Regions from separate parts of the Mus musculus genome. Here region 2 is linked to region 1. Evidence: chromatin contacts called from ENCODE Hi-C or POLR2A ChIA-PET data. All regions are on one chromosome and are shown on one strand. Each heading gives the region's core, a stretch centred on a gene start or an enhancer-like site at or near the end of the contact. The rest is flanking DNA. Distances are from core to core; before and after follow the strand shown. Region 1 holds the start of Rcbtb1 (regulator of chromosome condensation (RCC1) and BTB (POZ) domain containing protein 1). Region 2 overlaps Spata13 (spermatogenesis associated 13).

Region 1 (7,123 bases), core at 2,175-4,674:
TCAAATAGAACATAAACTGATGACATTGTTCAAGCCTAATGAAGTGAACACAATCCCTGGGTCCCTTAGTTGAAAGAGGGCTAGCTCTTCAAAGTTTTCCTCTGACCTCTAAACATAGACTGGTGTGTGTGTGTGTGTGTGTGTGTGTGTGTACATACAGAACAATAATAAAATTTAAAATTAAATATAGTATTATTGGCTGAGATCCTGAAGTAACAAACATAAAAAAATACTCACCTATCCTACTAAAATAAATGGCTTCCCTCTCCTGAGTGTAAAGAGCCCAATATGATCAATTTGCCACCATCTTGCTGGTTGCTATTTTCAAGTGTTACCTCCCCACTTTATATTACGTAGAATCTTGGCAATGGTCTCTGCTGGTGGCAGTTTGCAGTTGTTAGATTAACATCGGTGAGTAAGAGATCACGAAGTAGGTCCATGTGTGGCTATCCTCTTCATAGCTATGCCATCTCTGTTCCTGAATCTGCTGTGCCAGTGTAAGGATAGTTGATGGTAAAGCTGATTTACAGACCATTGAAATGTTCAGCAGTAAAGGGTCCTGCTGCCAAGTCTGATGGCCTGAGGTTGATACCCAGTATCCACATCGTGAAAGGGAAAAACTGATTACTACAAGCTGTCCTCTGACCTTCACAGTTGTGCGAAGACATCTACCTGCCTGCACATTTGCAAGTGCTCATACAAAGATGGGGGTTGGGAAGGAGGGAAGAGAGTCAATAATTTGAGAGGCAATCTGGGGAACATGGGAGGAGCTAGAGGGCAGAAAGAGGAGGGGCACAAATAATGTAGATACAATACTTATGCATGAAATTCTTAAAAACTTCAATTACAAAGAGGTAGAGCTGGCATTTAAGAGATTTTAACACAGATTTAAGCATAAGGTTAATGAAGAAGTGCTGGAACAGATGGAAGTGTCCTGCCAAGCACATGGGTGTCTGCTTCTCAAGAGAGAACGTGTTATTATCTTTGTCAGATGGGGCTCTGAGTCTGGGGGCACCTGCCCAAATTCCACATTACTGTTTCCTAGAACAAAATAACACAGAATGAAGAAACATGATAGAAATAGAGGTTCTATTACAGAGGAGAAAGGCTCTCCTCAGAAAGGGAGGGATCTAGAGAGGTGGGACAGGGCTGGTCCTCTAACACCCTCAGTTCTCAACAGCATGACCCTCATAGGTTATGTAAACAGCTTCACCCTTCTCCCACACTCAGAAGGCCATCCCAAAGGCTTTTCTCCAGCACGCTCCATTTTGTTTCCTGCAGCTTCTGGGAGGGATTTCCAGGCCTTTTGCTAACTGGCTTCTTTCATGTTAATCATAATGCTTTTTTTCTTGTTTTAATCCCCACCATATTTTGAATTTGTTATAGTTGTATATAATGGATGTCGGTGGCTTCTGAAGTTGCATCTCCAAGGGCTCCTAAGGAAGATTAAATGGGGCTACAGTGGATAGAATTACAGCTGAGAGGTAAAAAACAAGATCTAGATCACAAGGATGTGTGGGGAAGGTGGATGTTTTCAATGTTTACAGAGGTTAATATTTCACTGCGAATGAAATCTGCCTGCATCTACATTTGCTTGTACACACACACACACACACACACACACACACACACACACACATAGTCTGCATGCATCTACATTTGCATGTGCTGTCTCTCCCTCTCTCTCTCTCTCTCTCTCTCTCTCTCTCTCTCACACACACACACACACACACACACACACACACACACACACAGTCTGTCTCACCAGAGAGACAGAGAGAGACAAAAGAGAGACCAGACAGAGACACACAGAAAGATTATCATTTAAGAATCCTACAAAACATCTGGGATAGAAGTAAGGTGGTGTTCTAAGGACAGATACACTCAGACCTTATAGTTCATTGGTATTCTAACCTTCTTACTAGAAAATATTTCCATAAAAAAGGAATACTGTCTCTCTGTAGGCAACCTTCAGCACAAACATTAATTGTACTCTATTTGCAGCTGCAAAACGCTTCAGAAAGACTCTGTGGTAAGGGACTCCTTTCTTCCCTATGTTCCCATAATTTTCCATTTCTATCCTCCCTCAAGTCTACCAAATTTCCATATTTTTGGTGTTGCTCTTCCATTGGCTGATAGTGAGAGTCTAGTCAGTTCTCAGTTATTGTAGTAAGACCATATAGCCCTGTTATGAAGAGTTCATAATATGTGAGATCAGGTAACAATAGATACTTAATCTCTTAGATGCAGAGTAATACATTTACCTGCATTGTGAATTTTCTGTTTTGAGTATGTAGTATTATAACTAGAGGAGTAGTTGTAGCTGAGGCTGTCTCAATGAACTTTTACAACAACTGAAGATGTTAAGTCTGCAAGAAGAATAGATGGTGTCTGACCTCAATTTTGAAAGATGAGAGACCGATGAATATTTTGGGAAATGTTAGGAAAAAAAAAAAAAAAACCAGAGCCAGAGTCATTAAACTGGTAAAAACAGATTTTACCCAGGGACTAGTACAACAGAAAGAAACATTAGGGTATAAAATAGGGCTCAATTTCTATATTGCAATAATTTCTAAGTAAAATCTGTTTTTAACCTCTTCCTCCTGTTTTTTCTTTGAGAAAGGAAATGGTGATTCTGAACATTTGAGATCAAGGCAAAAGAATGAACAAACCCTGAGAGGCCTACAGCAATTTAAGGTATATATATATATATTTAAAAATGTAATCCACCGAAAGTACTCAAGAGAAACAAGAATTCTCTATAGGGGGGAAGCACGTTGTAGTTACTATGTGCTGACAGAAAGGTTTTTGGACCGCATCTGCTTAGTGGTAAACAGAAAACAAAGGGGATTTGTATTTACCGCTGGGACCTGAAAAGGGAAAGGTGAGTCTAAACAAGATAGCTTGAATGTTGGGGTGCCAAGTGTAGACTTTGGTCTCTAGTGCCAAATGGGAGAGCCTAGGGCGGTAGGGGACTTTACAACTGATAAGCTTCTTCTGATAGACGCACAAAGCACAAAGCACAAAGCGGCCGCTCCCTTCCGGACCTCAGTTGTACCCGCTTAACACAAGAAAAGTTCTGGGCAGAGAGAGAGCTTTCAGCAGCCTTGCCTCTGCCCTCCTGACCTAGGCGTCCTGGCCTTCCTCGGACCGGGCAGAGACACGTGTCCTGAAGACCAGCGGCCTGGGATGGGCGGAGCGGGAGGAAGGCCACGCTCTGCTGCCATCCTGGGACGCCTTCGCCTTCCGGTCCTCGCGGGAGCCACTACGGCGCCCCTGCGCTGCGCCAGCAGCCCGGTCTACAACCAAACCCGAGCGGGAACCTGAGCAGACAGAGGGCGCGCGCTGCGCGGGGCGCTCCGGTGTCACGTGACGCGACCCGCCCACGTGACCGGCGGCCCGGGCGCTTGTGCTCGCTCCCGGTTTTGGGGGGGAGGAGCCGGCTACGGCTAAGGCGGCGGCGGCGCAGCGGAGTCAGGGCCTGGCCGGGCGGCCTGACAGGTAGAGCGCTGCAGGGCGGCGGTGCGGGCGAGCGAGCAGGCGAGCCGGACAGGGCCTTGTTCGGCCGCTGGCTGCTGAGTCCGCGCCCTCCCGAGGGCCGTGCGCACCAGGCGCGTTCGCGACTCCCCGGCGACGCGCACCCCGCACCGGGCACCCGCGGATTCCGTCTTGCGGGCGCTTCCCCCAGGTGTGCGGCGAGCCGAGTACGTGGCGTTGCCCGCGGCCTGCCTCTGAGGAGCTGCGCTGTCCGCCCTGCGGGGGAGGAACCCGGAGCACGCAGGTTAGCGGTGGGAGGCTGACTGCTGCAGAGCGCCGAAGCCGAGGGTTGCAGTTTTATAAGACAATACAGCTTGCTTTTAGAAACATTCATAGTCTCCCTCGCCTCTGCCCCGTTACTGCTACGAGGATTAAAGCTCGTGGTGGGCAAAACAATCGGAGTTTCTGAGACTGGCGTGCGCTGTAGCGGGCGTAGCATCAAAAGCAAGAAATGCTGGCAGGCATGAGATGATGCTTACGGGACCCTTACGGGAGTTTAGAGTGTCTTTTAAATTTTGACTTCAATTTAAATCACAACAGGATTTAGGTTCTCTTCTTCTGTGGCCTGGGTTTTACTCCATTGTGTGAATACCAGTACTTCGGGGCGGGTTTTTTTTTTTTTTTTTCCTTTCCCCCTCTTTGTGCCTATTGAAGAGGAAGTGATGCGTTAATCTTTGAAGTGTTTCTTCTGTGATTTTTAAGTCTTATGATCCGAAGTGTTAAGTTCTACGAATCTCAGAACATATACAGGAAACCAAAGCTATGAAGCTCGTAGCTTAAATTTTGTGTTCTAAGGTTTTAAACTGAGTGCCTGTGTGTACCAGAAAGTGAGAAGTCTGGGGTCTTTATCCGAGAGTCATGCAATTGAATTGCTCTTTCTGCATTTGGTACTTAAAAGGAAGCATATGAAACAAAGGTTGGGCCTTCATGCGTTTACAGGCCTGACAAGACATTGAAATACATTTTCTTTCTTAACTAGGATCTATAGTTAAAAAATTTTAAGACAGTACATTACCTTATATGTATCCAGAGATGTGATAAAAACTGCTGGACTTTAACTAGAATAGATTTCCTAACATGTCAGTTAATTAATCTACTATGTAATTTGGCTCACAATATAGACGAAAAATTTCAAGTTTTCAAGTATATCTAGGCCACAATATACGGTTTATAAGAAGTCTACAGATCGAGTTCCAGGACCATCAGAGCTACACAGAGAAATCCTGTCTTGATAACAAGCAAAACATTTACAAGCTAAGAGTGAAGAAAAATTTAGAAAATATAAATAAATATAAAGAAGAATGTACATAATCTGTAATTTTACACCTAGAGAAAACATCTTATATTTTAGAGTGTGAGTTCTATATACTTTGGAAATTTGAGGAGTTCCAGAGTTTCCACAGTAAGATTTCAGATTGTAAGAAAAAGCCACTAGCAAAAGTTTGGGCACTGAAGCTACCAAAATCTGCTTGATTCTAGAATTTAGATACTGAATATCAGTTCAAATAACTAGGCTACTGTTGTATTCTGGGAGTAGTAGATAGACTTTATCACACTCACGTACTGGAGTTCATTTGAGAAGGTCTTTTCTGAAACCTCTGAAGATGTTAGGAAAGTCTGTAGTTTGTGAACATGAACACTTCATGTGTCCAACTGTTAGCTGGGATAACTTTTTGATACACGAGAAAAAGTTGTGGGGACAGAGAGTCCCAATAATGAACCCTGAGCACAAACTTCTTGTCAACTTGACTAGTGGCATGCTTTGGTGACACATTTTTAAATCTTATATCACAGAGAAATATACTAAATTAAAGTGAAGACTGTGTAACTGACTAAATATAAAACTTACTTCCTTCTATGTCTTTGGTTATTACTGATGAGGTTATGTTACTGATATTAACACTTGGTGATATTATTTGAATTACGAAGGTGCCATGTTCTCCCTGTGTGGTTTGTCCTTTGATGAAGTTAGCATCATGCTTATAGTTTAAATCCTTGGTTTTCAAAAGATGTTAGATCTTCCATAAGCACATATGAGAGAAGGAATCTTAAGCAAAATGTCATTTCTAATGTGTTTGTCACTTTAGAAATGGACAAACAAAAGGTTAGCTTTCCTACGAGTACTCTGGGCAGCTTCCTGTTCCACTTCAGACCAGAGCTTTAAAAACAACAGAAAGAAAGACCTCTTTCCTGGGGGAGAGAATTCTGAGATCAGAATGTACCTCTAGACTGTAGAATCTAGACAATGGTGTTTAACTTCTGGGCTCTGTCTTACCTTTTTTGTTTTGTTTTGTTTTGTTTTGTTTGTTTCTTTGTTTTTAGGACAAGGTCTCACTATGTAGCCTTGGCTGGCCTAGAACTGGCCATGTAGGCCGTACTAGCCTTGAACTCATACAGGTCCTCCTGCCTCTGTCTCCTTGGTGCTGGAATTAAAGAGAAGTATCTTTTGTCATAGTCCATATCACAGGATTTGTTTTCTCCTGCTAATCCTATAGACACTTGGGTGGTTTGTTTCTCAACCAGAGCACATGATTTCAGTATCAGCTCTTATAACAATGAAATGTCAGATACTCCGTTGTAAAATTGCCAGAAACGTACAGACAGTGATATAAAAGCAGCCCCTTGGGTGACAGGGCTGAAGAAATGCTCCCAGGGGCCATTACTGTAGGTTGTATTTCAAGTCAAATAATTTCTGGCTCTCAAGGAAGGACAGCTATAGCACCTTCCATTCTCCTCTTAAACGATGACTTCGACATGTCAGGGTTGGGAAATTCTAGGACAGCAAGTAGTCATGGTGTCTGCACATGAAGCTGTGAGGCTGATATTCAGTGACCTCTGTACCGGTGGCCTTAGCTGTGTCTGATGAAGACAGCATGCAGTGTTTATAGACTTAAGTCTTGTCCCAGTTCAGGGCATGCTATCTTTTTCCAGTTCTGTAAGTTGTGGTAGCAGTTGGGACAGTGATAGAATTAGTGTCTCAGCAAATGTTTGAAACTGTACTGTATTTGTAGCCCTTTTGACATTGAATGAGTGAAGAAGCTCTGAAGTGTGTTCCTAGTCTAAAAGCTCTGAGGCTGATCTGTCTTAGAGACTTGTCTGGGCCTGCAAACTGTACTGCCAGGCTAATCAGGAAGGTTAGCATCTCGGTATCTAGAAGCCCACCAGAGTAGGTATGGGAGGAGAGGCTCTGTGGTAAGCCAAAGGATTTCTGGATCTTTTGTTGTAACACAGATGGATGATAGTTACAAAGTTGTACTCAAAAAGCTTTACCCGAAGCCTTAGGACCCCTTTATTTGAAAGTTTTCCTAGAATACAGATACAGTGAACTGAAAAATAGAGAAGATGACTATATCCTGAAGTCTTTTATGCACAAATGGGCTCTTAGAGCTGTACAGGGTAGCACATTCCCATCAACCCAGTGTGCAGAAGGCTGACATAAAAAGAAGAAAGTAAAAGATGCTTGCTCTGGAAAGAATATGGTGGCTTTTTTTTTTTTTTTAAGGAAACACTTACACTTTATTATTACTAGGACCCTGAGCATTTGAGCTCTCGAATTCCACATGACAGCTTTTCTGTGATGAGCAGT
Region 2 (7,123 bases), core at 3,185-5,684, 1.5 Mb after region 1:
ATTCCTCCTGGCTGCTGGCCCAGGGATGGGCACCCCGGGGTGCCAGCTGCCTAGGCTTCCCATCCCAACTCCTCCTGTCTGGTCAGTTTACAGATGAGCGCAGTGATCCTTAGTGAGCATGGCAGAACTCCAGGCAAGCTGACTACACTGAGGGGAGAATACTCATTGGTAGCTTTGATGACACTGAAGGCTTACTGAGCCGTCTGTAGAAAAATGAAGCCACTTCTAGAAGTTTGTAATGATTAGGCTCGATTGTGATGCCTCTCCCTCCAGCCAGACACATGTCGAGTGCTCGTGAGAGCTGCAGGTGGAGAATTGTTCTTTTTAAAGAACCTTAGACATTATAGAGGATAATCAACAAGGGTGACTATTTCTAGGGTCTGTTTGAGTCTTGTTGTTGGTCTGTAGATGCAAAGAGAACTATTTTTGAAGAATGGATTTCAAGGCAGCAGGACATGATACTTTACAGTTTATATTCCACTGTGAACGGTGTCTCGTGCTTCATTTAGTTCAGTCTGCAGCACACAGTGGCTCACAAATGAGTTCCTGTCTTAACGTCTGTGGGACATAGTCGTGGACATAACTAACCGAAATAGAATAGCAGTAATACGGTTTAGAATGATAAATAAACCAGTTGTGTACATGTGGACAGTATTTTAAAAGAGGATAAGCCAATGTAATTGAGGAAAATGCGTAATAAATTAAAAAAAAAGAGAGGATAAGCCTGTGCTTCTAGCACGTGGTTATCGTAGGGGATCGAAGCATAGATAAGAGACAGTTAGGAAATCAGGGAACCATCTACTAACAAGAGACAGTTGGCCTTTAAGAATGATGCAGAACGCTGAGCTCTTGGGGAAGGAGGGAGGGAGCAAAATGTCTCCCTTCAGAACAGGAACCAGGAGCAGTCCTCAGCAGCAGAGCCTTCCATTGCTGTATAACCTGTGGTGTGGTGTGTGTGGTGTGGTATGTGTGTGTGTGGTGTGCAGCGTCAGGCCATAGACACACATTGTAGAGCAGGTCCGTGGGTGTGCTGCTGTGTGAGGTTAACCTGAAGGCCCACTGCCTCAATTCTGTCTGACTCCAAAGCCATCTGAGAGACGTTTGGAAACACCTCTCAGCTCAGTCCTGGCTCAGTGGCCGGTAATAAGGTGAGATTTTCACTTTTCTAAGCCTTCTCCAATGTGGCAGGGAGCCATGCCCTTGAGTGTTGGGGGACCACTGGAGAAGAGTGGATAAGGCATGCCTGCAGCTGTGTGGGCATTGCTGGTTCCCTCTGTGGGGAAGGAGGTGGCCTGAGGGTGGCTCTCTGGGCTGAGGGGCTGGGCCCACCATCATCTGTAACCACAGCTGCCAGACTGTGAGGCCATTTCCGCTTTTGAGGAGGGGAAGCTGGAATAGTTTTTCTCAGCCTGGAGGAAGTATAGTGAGCGGCAGGAAGGTTTCTGAAATGTATGTTTTTAACAGACTGCTCTAAGCAAGGGAATTTCCCCCAAACAAAGCCTTGGGGAAATCCCCACCCGGAGGGAGGGAGCTGCCAGGCAGGGAAAGGGCACTGTGCATTAGCAAGTCTGTGGGTGACAGCCTAGCCCTTCCCAGCTGTGCCACCTCCTGGCCCAGCCCTGAACACTAGCTGAAAGGCTGGGTTCTTCTCACCTTGCTCCACATCCGCCTCAGACAGTGGGGGGTCAGGGGTGTTTTTCTCAGTTACACAAGAGAAAGCAAAGGCTCAGAGATCATGGCTTTCCCAAGGTGGCCTCTCTGGGACTCTGCAGTTCAGTGCTTTTAAGCCCTGTCACTTTGCCACAATAAGCCAGCCAGAAAGAGACTGGTTTGTTTGGAGAAGAAAGCCGCAGCGGACGTGGGGGGTGGGGGTGGGGCAGGGTGGGGGAGGGGACAGGACACTTGTTTTTCAGAGAATAGCCAGGAAGGGGGTACAAAGCATGGCTCCGGTACTGATGCAGTGTGAGGTCATTTCTTGTTGTCAAACTCACCTTTAGAATCAGATGCTCCCTCAGAACTGTGACGTCTGAGTTCAGAGAAGATGGTCTGCTGATTTCAGTGTTCCTAACCGTCCTGCTAGCCTAGGCATTGGCCCATTCTCCATAGGTAGCACACGGCCCTCTGCACCCATTCCTGGGGTCGGTCCTGGTCCTGGCTGGCTGGCTGGAGTTTCACTTCTAGAGGCCATTGTGAAAGGAACAGGGGAATTGAACATGCAGCTGTTGCCCAAAGGGTGGTGGCTTACCATGGTGGTCCAACCCGGAGCGTGCTGAACCCACTGTGTTGTGTATCTGAAACTGGTGGGCTCTTGAAAAGTGTTCTTCCAGCATTGTCTCTAGCTGACCTCAGCACACAGATCTGACAGAGGGTAAGGGTAGGGACTCTCTTAGCTTACTCAAGGCCCTGAGTTCAATCCCCACCTGTTCAAAATACTGAAAAGAGAAAATAAGGGGAGTCCTTCCTGATTTTGGCTAAAGCTTTTAGTTAGCAAGTACTTAGGAATATAATTCGTCTGCTCTTGTAGTGGATGGGATCTTAGAGTCTGGGATCTTAAAGTGACTTTGGTTTTGAGCAGCCCCCTCTCCATGTGTACAGGATTATTTTGCTGAGAGAGGGAGAATTAGTCTTCCCCAGGGATGAGCTCTGAAATGATTATACAATACCAGGCTGACAGCCCTGTGGTCAGTGCACAGGAACAACACTAAACAGACTCAGCAGGTTGTATTTATATATTTATTCGTGTGTTTGTGTGTGTGTGTGTGTGTGTGTGTGTGTGTGTGTGTGTAATAATAATTAAAGAAGGCCATGCGTTTGAGAGGAAGTTGGGGCCTGGGAAGGATTAAAGGGCGTGGGAAGTGATGTAACTATGTTTTTAATTAACAAAAAAGAATGTCACAAAGAGAAAAGGTGTCTTTTCCATACTTGGAATTGTCAACCAAAGAAACCCTATAGGTAGCTGGGCCCTTGTGCGTTGGCGGTGGGGTAATAAAATGCTGTGTCCACCTTGAAAACAATATGGAAACTCCCAAAATCTTACAACAGAACGAGCAACATCACCACTATCCTGATCGAGTTCAGAACCCAAAGAACCGAAAGCGGGGCTTCTAAGATGTGGTGAGCACACTCGTGCAGATGGCTGAGAGGTGGGAGCACCTGGTGTGCTCAGCACATGGAAGGGGGAACAGAGAGGGCGGCACACGCAGCCTCAAGGCAGAGGGAACTCTGACTTGGGCAGCATGGAAGGACCATGAGCATACTGTGCCCAGTGAAACACTTGTCACAGCAAGGCTGAGACTACATGGTCTGGACACCAACCGTCTGAAATGCTTACAGAAACAGGAAATAGAGACGTGGTTGGCAAGGAGTAGGCAGGGGAGAGAAGAAGGAAAGGAAGTTAGTGTTTGTTCAGGGTTTCGGTTTTGCAAGATAAAAGAGTTCTGAAGGTCCAAGCCCAGCTGTGGAGCAAACCTAATACTACTCAACTGTGCTTTAAAAAGGACTTCCGCTGGGGTTTTAAAAAATTAGAATAAAAAGAAAAAATTACACGTTTGGCTGTTTATGGAGATATATACACATAATCCCAGCTTTGGAGAGAAAGGGTGAGATAGAAGGAGGGAGCCTGGGCTACATAGTGAGACTGTCTCAAAACAACCAATTCGCTTTTTACATATATACTTATTTCTCTTGGGTTTGTGGAAGTACATTTTGAGAAGTTATATTAGTTCTTTATTACTCAAAATCACTGTAGGTTAACAAGTTGCTTTTATTAAACTCCCATGGATAGCAGAGGAAATTGGAGTCTTTTGCAGCTGGTAGGAAGTGGCTGCAGAGGACTGGGCCTCATGGAAGAGGTACCACCCCCCCACCCCCCACCCCCACCCCACCCCCGCGCCACCCCCACCCCACCCCATCCCCGCGCCACCCCAGAGACGGGAGTAGGCTTTGGTATCCATCAGGCACAAACCAGAGCTTTCAGTTGCTCTTTCCCCATTAGCAGCGTTCAGCTCAGATGAAAATCGTTTACTGCAAGTGTCTGGCACCACCGAAGCAGAATGAAGTCAGCCAAGGAGGCCTTAGATACTGCGGGGGGGGGGGGGGGGGGGAGACAGAGTGGAGGGGGGGGACAGAGTGGAGGGGGGGAGACAGAGTGGAGGGGGGGGAGACAGAGTGGAGGGGGGGAGACAGAGTGGGGGGGGAGACAGAGTGGAGGGGAGACAGAGTGGAGCTTTTGTAAAACCCCAAGACCAGGATTCTGAATTTCTGTGGAAGCAGCGCAGCATAGGGCACGGCTGGGGAGTGAGATGCGGGATTTTCTAGCCATAATCTGAGGTGGGTGCCGGGATTTGCGCTAAGGAGACCTGGTGTCCATCCTGGCCTGGCCTGGCCTGGCATGGTGTTACGTGGTTATGTAACTCCTTCGAATCTTGCTTCCCTGCTGGCAGTTCCTGTCCTCTTTGCAAAGCACTGAGTGTGTTCTCTGCAGCAGGTGTTTACGTGGGGTGCTGAGCATGCAGGAACAAAGCATCCATCTCTCACCCCTGGGACGGGGAACTGGGAGTCCTTAGGTTTGGGGGGAACTTAAAATCGTAGATAGCTTTAAGGTCACAGAAGGCAAAGAATGGAGACAGGCTTGGGAGGCCGTTAGACCTCGCTGGGAGAGGCAAAGCCTGCAAGGAACAGGGGCCTAGCAGTTACTGCCACTCCCAGAACAGCCTGTTACCAGCCCGTGTTTCCTGTATTGCACACAGATTTTCTGTCTTGTTACCTGTAATTGGCATTACAGAGATGGCCAGTGCTGCCCTGAAATGGAGGGAGACGAATATTCTATTGAGGTCCCCACTTCACAGCACCCAGTAAAAGAATAGTCTGCACTTATATACGTTTTTTTTAAAAAAATCATTTTATTTGTTATTTAAGCATGTTCATCTGGAGGTCAGGGGACAGCTAGTGGGAATCGGTTCTCTGTTTCTGCCATGTGAGACCTGGGGATAGAATGCAAGTCCTCAGGCCTGACTGTGGACGTCTTTACCACTGAGCCGTCTTGCTAGCCCCCACTTTCCTTTTAGAATGCATTTAGTTATTTAGATTGATTGATTGAGACAGGGTCTCTACACATAGCCCATGTGTGATTGCCCTTGAACTTACTGCAATTCTCTTGCCTCTTTCTGAAGATGTGGCTTTTAAATGGAATGGTCGAGAAGCATGAGTCTTGTCTGAGGAAGGGTGTCATGTAGGAGCAGCAGGACACCATCAGAACCAGGGTGAGGTGGCGTGTAGAGGATCTCGGGGCTTTGGCTCTCCCCTGAGGCTGATGAGCAGTGATGCAGTTTGAATTAGGAGTGATGTAATAGCTGCCTAGGTACATACAAACCATAGGTATTGGGTGGGGTGAGGCAGGAAGGACAACAAGGAGTAGCTGAGTGGACCTGTTAGGGGGGCCCAGGCTTAAGTGTTGAGAGATAGGTGGGAACTGGCTGGGTTCTTATCCTCTTTGGAAGAGAAAGTATAGTTCAGGTCGGCCTTGAAACGCCAGGGAGGAAGAATAACCTTGAGTATAGGAAACATGAAAACCTGTTCCTATTACAGTTGGCAGGGCGAACTTGAAAGGGGTCAGGTGCCTTTGCCCAGGCTTCTTTAGCCAGAAAGTGAAGCCAGTACAGCAACCTGGGAATTAATGACATACACTCACGCCTGTCTTGCAGCTTGCACTTGGCACCTGTGTCGTGATCGATGCAGGAAGGTTGGTGTGGTCCTCATGTCATCTTTATGCTAGCTGTCTTTATGCCAGCCATTTCTTCAGGCTGCAAGTCTTCTGCCCCTAGCCACGCCCACCCCAGTTAGCCGGTGGGGCGCTGAGTCAGTGTACCTGGGCTAATGGAAGCCACTCAGCAAGAGCTCACTGTGGTATTGAATCTGTCCCATGTCCCACCTCGTTCTTGTAAGCATTTACAGCACCAGCTCAGGTCACTTGTCATTTGTCCTTGTCACTTTGCAACCCCATCCCGTGAGGTCTGGCACTTTCCCAGTGAATTCTTTATATTTCACTAATGTAAATTATGGATTGTAGATAACTACTGTCTTTTTAAAAAAAAAGGCTGCTTTTCCCAGCAATGGGCAGATCAGGTGGCAGGGTCCTCACTAGGCCAACATTGTTCAGTGGTTCTTTGAGGGAAAAGTGTCATTTTCAGGGTTTTGCTCTCAGAGGCCCCAATGCTTTTCTTTTCTTTCAATCTGGCTCAGCCATAGCTGAAATGTGATAAGGAGAAATGCCAGTGGTACTGGGCAGTGCCAGGTCGCTGCTGGCCGACATCCAAAGATTCCTGCAGCTCTGGGTCCCAGCCAGACCCAGGGTCTGTCTAGTCTCTACTCCCCCACGATCATTAGAACCTTTTAGCTGTAAACCCAGGCAGGCCACCAGGCCTCACTCAGGCTGCTGTTTCCCCTACAAGCCTCCCCCAGTTCACAAAGGCTTTTATCTTTAGTGCTTTTCCTGGTGCCTGAGACAGCCAACTTATGCATACAGAATATCTCTTATTTCCTGAAGACTTCCTCCGTCAACATCCCGTACACATACCCTGGGAATGTGTCATAGACCATGTACGTAATAAGTAGCCTTCAGTTCTGCACCTGCAAGGCCTGTGACCACAGAAGGGGCATGGAAGCTACGATTTAAAGGAAGAGACGGTACCGTAATTCTCAGACTGCTGAGGCCTAGCTTCCTCAAGACCTCACATCCTCCAGCCCTGCATCCCTGAAAAGTGGGGGAGGGGAAGCTTGTAGGTGCTGATGACTGCTAGCACACGCGTACACATGTATGGCTGCCCCTGCCCACCTGGCTGCCCTTTCCTGAGAGACTCAGAAAGATACCAGATTCAGGACATCAGAGGAGCTCCTGAGAGTGTTCCTGTGCATCTGGGCTTTGGGTTCAAGTTCAGGAGTGGCTTGGCTCACTCCCTGAGGCACTTCCAAAGCAGCTCACTACATTGTAGCCAGAGCTTGCCTGATTGCAGTTAGGGATGGGAGCTGAGGCTTGGGGTGGGAGAAGGGACTGAACACTGCAGGCACCCAGCAGCCTCTGTGGAGTTCCAGCCCAGCTGCATCTCGTGCATTTGTCCAAGATTCA

Evidence for each region. Hi-C counts contacts between places; a loop is a spot of excess contacts on that map. ChIA-PET counts read pairs that join two places held with the same protein, here RNA polymerase II (POLR2A).
Region 2: a map of T-helper 17 cell shows a loop between it and region 1 (8-fold over the local background). The contact joins the enhancer-like site here to the promoter of Rcbtb1 in region 1. A Hi-C loop is called at or near these places in 1 of 37 maps with a recorded cell type or tissue (T-helper 17 cell). POLR2A ChIA-PET finds 5 or more read pairs at or near these places in 1 of 5 experiments (Patski).

Annotation. Positions count from the first base shown.
Region 1 is chr14:59,197,804-59,204,926 of GRCm38, forward strand. Rcbtb1 (regulator of chromosome condensation (RCC1) and BTB (POZ) domain containing protein 1) reads left to right here and starts at 3,425. Exons shown (of 12, transcript NM_027764.2): 1 at 3,425-3,781.
Region 2 is chr14:60,735,351-60,742,473 of GRCm38, forward strand. All of the region lies in intron 4 of Spata13 (spermatogenesis associated 13), which reads left to right. Among named protein-coding and RNA genes, the nearest start is that of Gm34997, 29 kb to the right of the region's middle. Within about 2 kb of position 4,435, at least 2 of the 3 ENCODE cell types and tissues checked have a DNase peak (open chromatin) inside an H3K27ac peak, as active enhancers do.